2 separate regions of the Homo sapiens genome follow, and region 1 is linked to region 2. The links are chromatin loops, found by intact Hi-C in ENCODE. Cell type or tissue: endothelial cell of umbilical vein. All regions are shown on one strand. Region 1 has its middle 57 kb from the start of ADRB1. Region 2 holds the start of ADRB1 (adrenoceptor beta 1).

Region 1 (2,500 bases), 57 kb before region 2:
GGGTTTCACCGTTTTAGCCGGGATGGTCTCGATCTCCTGACCTCGTGATCCGCCCGCCTCGGCCTCCCAAAGTGCTGGGATTACAGGCGTGAGCCACCGCGCCCGGCCAATCATTCTTATTTCTGGAGAAAAACCAAAGGTAGCTAATGCCAAGGCCCCTGGTTTAAGAACCAAGTCCCCTCTCCCATTTCCACACGGTAGATGCTGATTCCAGATTGCAGCTGGACCTGCTGACCTGAGAGAGTGCCCGTGGTCTGGAAAGGATCCATGTGAGGGAGACAGGACAAGGACCTTACAGTCTGAGAGAACACAGTATGGCGATGACAGGGAGCAGGGATCCCGGGTGGTACGCGAGGAAGGGACTGTCCTGTGGTGGATGCTGTTCCTCTTACGTGTACCCTAAGCCACCGTCAATTCCTAGCCCTGTGTGGGTGTCGGGAGCTGCTCAGGGTCTCCCCTCTGACAGAGGTATGATGTTCTCACTGATGAGCCACTGGCCTTTGCTGTCAGCTGAGACGTTGGCAAAGCACCTCCTCCTCACCCAGCCCCTCTGCAAGTGGTGGCCATGTGGCCACATGGCTTTCTGGTAAAGGATCTATTTCTTGGCTTGGCGAAGAAGGAGGGAGAGAAGCATTTTCCTGCTTCCAGATGAAGTCAACACAATCATTTCCTTCTTCCCTCCCCACTCTGCAGGCCGGGAGCTGGGCGCTTTCTCTCTCTGGCTTCCTGGAAAGGGTTATTGGAAACGGGGCCGTACGTGAATCAAAGGATGCAGAGCGAGGAGGGAACCGAGCCTGCCACGGTCAGGGGCGGCGCGAGGCGGGGAGCCCAGGCTCTGCGGAGGGAAAAGCCGGGCGCGGAGGAGCTTCACCCTCTTTTCGGAGCCCTGTCATTTATTTGTCCCAGTGTCTGAGCAGAGCTTTGAACGGTGCCGTCGAAGTGGAAAGCGAGCTGGGAAGAGCTCCCGTTTGGAGCTTCCAGCCGCTTCGTTCCGACTGCAGCTGCCAGCCCCTGTGGCTTCCCAGCTTATCACTGGCTGCGGTTTCCCACGGCGTGAACCACGGCCCTGACCTTCTGTTTCCGTCCAGAGCCCACGCTTCACTGGCTTTTAGGATTTTCCGAGGGATCGCCTGTCTCCGTCGGCGCCCCTGTCCTCCCCGCCTCCTCCTTCTGCTCCGGGTCCCTGGCAGCTCTGGGATGCGGAGCCAGGCTTCCCTCCTCCCTGAGAACTCCGGTCCCCTCTCATGTCGTTCTCTCCCTCTGTAGGTGCGTTTCTGGCTTGATAGGGAATTTTTCTCACGGAGCCACTTCCACGTGGAGTAGGAGAATTTTTACTTTTGTGGCTGAGTACGTTTCTGGAGCTTGGATAATAATACTGGGACATATCTAGCAATGTGCAGACTTGCTTTTCACGGTGAGTGAAAAGTACGACTTTTACTATTAAGAACTCTGTTGTGCTGCGTTAAGAGCTGGAACTGAGTCCTCATTTGAGGACTGTTAGGAAGATGGACAATCACCCACCATTCCCCGGGAACCACATCCGATGCGTGCACGTTACCGTGCCTGTCTGGAGACCAGCGGACTTCAATTCGCCTTACTTCAAAGGTCACTGGGAGGGAAGGTTGGGTGCCTCACTCATGGTCTGACATATCTGAGTCACACATCTCCCAAGCCACCATGTCACAGCCCGGGTGGGGCACCAGCCTCTCCACTCAGCATGAGGATTACAGGTTTGAAGTTGGCTTTTGTTGACACAATTGGAACCATTGCCAATTGTTTATATTTTGATAAGGATCTAACAATCATCTTGAAAACCACAAAGATGGTGATCATGAAGACACAAAGGCATATTTCTAATGAATTCAAGTTCATGTATGTTATCTAAATCAATGAGTAGGAAATTGAATTCTCAAAACACTGAGGTTTTGGTCTTGGAGCTGGGCAGGGTGCGAAATCATCATCTAGGGCGGTCGTTCGGCGGAACCTGGCTCAGAACACAGAATGTGGCCATCTGGCGGTTGCACATATGGATTACGTCTCTGTCACTTTCAGCAGTTACTATTACTTTTTTCTTTAGACAGTCTTGCTCTGTCGCCCAGGCAAGATCAGGGGCGTGATCTTAACTCAACAATCTCTGCCTCCTGGGTTCAAGCAATTCTCCTGCCTCAGCCTCCCAAGTAGCTGGGATTACACACCTATGCCACCATGTCTGGCTAATTTTTGTATTTTTAGTAGAGGCAGGGTTTCGTCATGTTGGCTGGGCTGGTCTTGAACTCCTGACCTCAGGTGATCCGCCCACCTCGGCCTCCCAAAGTGCTGGGATTACAGGCGTGAACCACTGCACCCAGCCCAGCAGTTAGTATTTTAACCAAGTAGTGCCTAATCTCTGCTCCCCTGATAAACTCAGCAGCGACCCCCTGCCCTGTATCCCACGCTACTCCACTTCCAGCAGGGACAAAAGCGTTTTCCAGCCCTTTCAGCAAGGGGGAGTGCTCTGCCC
Region 2 (2,500 bases):
GAGTTGGCGTAGCCCAGCCAGTTGAAGAAGACGAAGAGGCGGTCGGGCACCAGCTCGCGGTGGAAGGCCTTCACCACGTTGGCCAGGAAGAAGGGCAGCCAGCAGAGCGTGAAGACGCCCATGATGATGCCCAGCGTCTTGAGCGCCTTCTGCTCGCGCAGGGCCACGAGGCGCGAGGGCCGCCGCTTACCCGCACGCCCGTTGGCCAGCGGGGCGGTGGCGGCGGCGGCGGCGGGGCGCGGGGGTCCGGGCGGCGGCGCGGGCGCGGGGACGGGCGAGGGCGAGGGCGAGGGCGGCCGCGCTGGGCCGCCGAGGAAACGGCGCTCGCAGCTGTCGATCTTCTTCACCTGCTTCTGGGCCTCGCGGAACACCCGCAGGTACACGAAGGCCATGATGCACAGGGGCACGTAGAAGGAGACTACGGACGAGGCGATGGCGTAGGCCCGGTTGGTGACGAAGTCGCAGCACTTGGGGTCGTTGTAGCAGCGGCGCGCCTCGTCGCTCTCCGCCCGCCACCAGTGCATGAGGATGGGCAGGAAGGACACCAGGGCCGAGATGGCCCACACGGTGCACACGAGGCCCCGCGCCCGCGCGCGCGTCAGCAGGCTCTGGTAGCGGAAGGGCGAGGTGATGGCGAGGTAGCGGTCCAGGGCAATGACACACAGGGTCTCGATGCTGGCCGTCACGCACAGCACGTCCACTGAGGTCCACAGCTCGCAGAAGAAGGAGCCGTACTCCCAGCGGCCCCACACCACGATGGTGGCCCCGAACGGCACCACCAGCAGCCCCATGACCAGGTCGGCGCTGGCCAGGGACATGATGAAGAGGTTGGTGAGCGTCTGCAGCCGCGGCGTCTTGGCGATGGCCACGATCACCAGCACATTGCCCGCCACGATGAGCAGCACGATGAGCGCCATCAGCAGACCCATGCCCGCTGTCCACTGCTGAGACAGCGGCTCGGGGCTTTCGCTGGCGGGAGGCAGCAACGAGGCGGGCGGCGACGCGGGCACCAGCAGCCGCGCCGCGGTGGCCGCGCCGTCGGGGAGCGGTGCGGCCGACGACAGGTTACCGGGCTCGGAGGCGCCCAGGACGAGCACCCCCGCGCCCATGCCGAGCTGCGGAGGCCGGGGGCGGGGGGTGTGGCAGGGCTGGGCCGTGGTTGGGGAACACCCCAGAAGCCCGGGCGGCGTGGTGCGCAGAGGGAGGTCGCGGCCGGGTCAGGGCAGCCGCGGCGCGGGGCCGGAGGCATGGGCGCCGGGCGCCTTTCCCGCAGGAGCCGAGCGCTGTCGCTGCCGCTGCCGCCGCCGCCGCCGCCGCCGCTGCTGCTGGAGCCGCTGCCGCTGCTGGAAGAGCCGCCGGGACTTCAGCATGTTTCTGAGCGCGCCGGGCCCGCAGCTCCGGCACCCAGCACCCACCCCACCCCGCTCCCACTCCCCAAGCCAACCCCCGGGGCCTCGCGTCAGGCTCCTGCAGCCAATCCGGGCAAAGGCACGCCCCCGTCTGGTCTGCACCCCCACCTCCAACTCCCCGCACCCCCCTCCCGTTGGCAATTGAGCGGCTCCTGAGAGTCCCGAGCTGATCGCGTAGCTAGTGCCTCCCGTGCGCCCGCGGGTTCCTGCGGACGCACCCCTTCCTGCGCCCGCTGGTTCCTGGTCCCTGTTCCCCCGCGCCCCCTTCCGCGCCTGGCTCCCCCCGGGGCCCCGTCCCCTCCCTCAGCCCCCACTCGCTCCCGCACCCACTCCTGCGCCCCGTTTGCCTCCCGCACCCGCTCCTGCGCCCCGTTTGCCTCCCGCACCCGCTCCTGCGCCCCGTTTGCCTCCAGCACTCGGCTCCCTCCTGCGCCCCCGCTCCCCCCGCATCCCCTCGACCTGCAGTTCCGGGGTTCTCTGCGGAACAGAGCGCTAGCTCCCTTGAGCGGGGAGGGGACCTTGGTGTTCAGGAAGCGCCAGAGCGCCTGGGACAGCTTGTCCGCCAGGCTTGGAGGAGTTTGCCCTGCGAGCTTGGTTGTGATGTGGGGCAGCCTAGCAGGGTGTGTGTAAAACCCTTCCCCCGTCAAGACGGGACCCAGCCAGCATGCGTCGTGACAGCTTGGGGGATTGGAGGTGGGTGTTAGTGGTTAGAAGAAACTTCCCAGCAGAGCGGGTTGCTGGAGCCAAGCGCGCATCTGTCAAGAATGCTCTCTGGGCGCTGTTCTTGCAAGGATCCTCTGTTGAACCTCGAGTGCAGTAGATGTGGAAAGGAAGCGAAGGTTTGTGCATCTAACAGCTAACGCTGAGGGCCCTTTGGAATCGTACACACTCCTCAGTCCTAGCTAATGAACGTGTGAGCATGATGCAAAAATGTATGCTCATGATATGAAAGGAGAGGCTTAGGGAGACAGAAACGTTGAGATACAGAGTAAACGATACCACCGCGAGGGGGAAAAAACGCGTTTAATTACATTTTAGACTTTTCAATGATAACACCTGTATTTTGTGTTTTATTACTCATGTGATTTTAT

The links. A loop is a pair of places that touch in the nucleus more often than their neighbours do. Peaks named below come from ENCODE experiments on the same cell type or tissue, not always from the same donor. Only the 100,000 strongest peaks of a DNase experiment are listed, where the experiment ranks them.
Region 1: a loop joins it to region 2, with 4 times the contacts of the local background. A loop is called at or near these places in 15 of 110 quality-filtered maps.

The regions. Positions count from the first base shown.
Region 1 is chr10:114,099,581-114,102,080 of GRCh38, reverse strand. No RefSeq gene overlaps it. Among named protein-coding and RNA genes, the nearest start is that of ADRB1, 57 kb to the right of the region's middle. In endothelial cell of umbilical vein, no CTCF peak of the experiment used is centred here; no DNase peak of the experiment used is centred here; H3K4me3 peaks cover 713 bases; H3K27me3 peaks cover 266 bases.
Region 2 is chr10:114,042,742-114,045,241 of GRCh38, reverse strand. It overlaps ADRB1 (adrenoceptor beta 1), which reads right to left and starts at 1,376. Exons shown (of 1, transcript NM_000684.3): 1 at 1-1,376. The coding sequence starts at 1,109. RefSeq lists silencers at 1,279-1,338, 1,409-1,688 and an enhancer at 1,959-2,008. In endothelial cell of umbilical vein, no CTCF peak of the experiment used is centred here; a DNase peak (open chromatin) is centred at 1,461; H3K4me3 peaks cover 1,410 bases; H3K27me3 peaks cover 363 bases.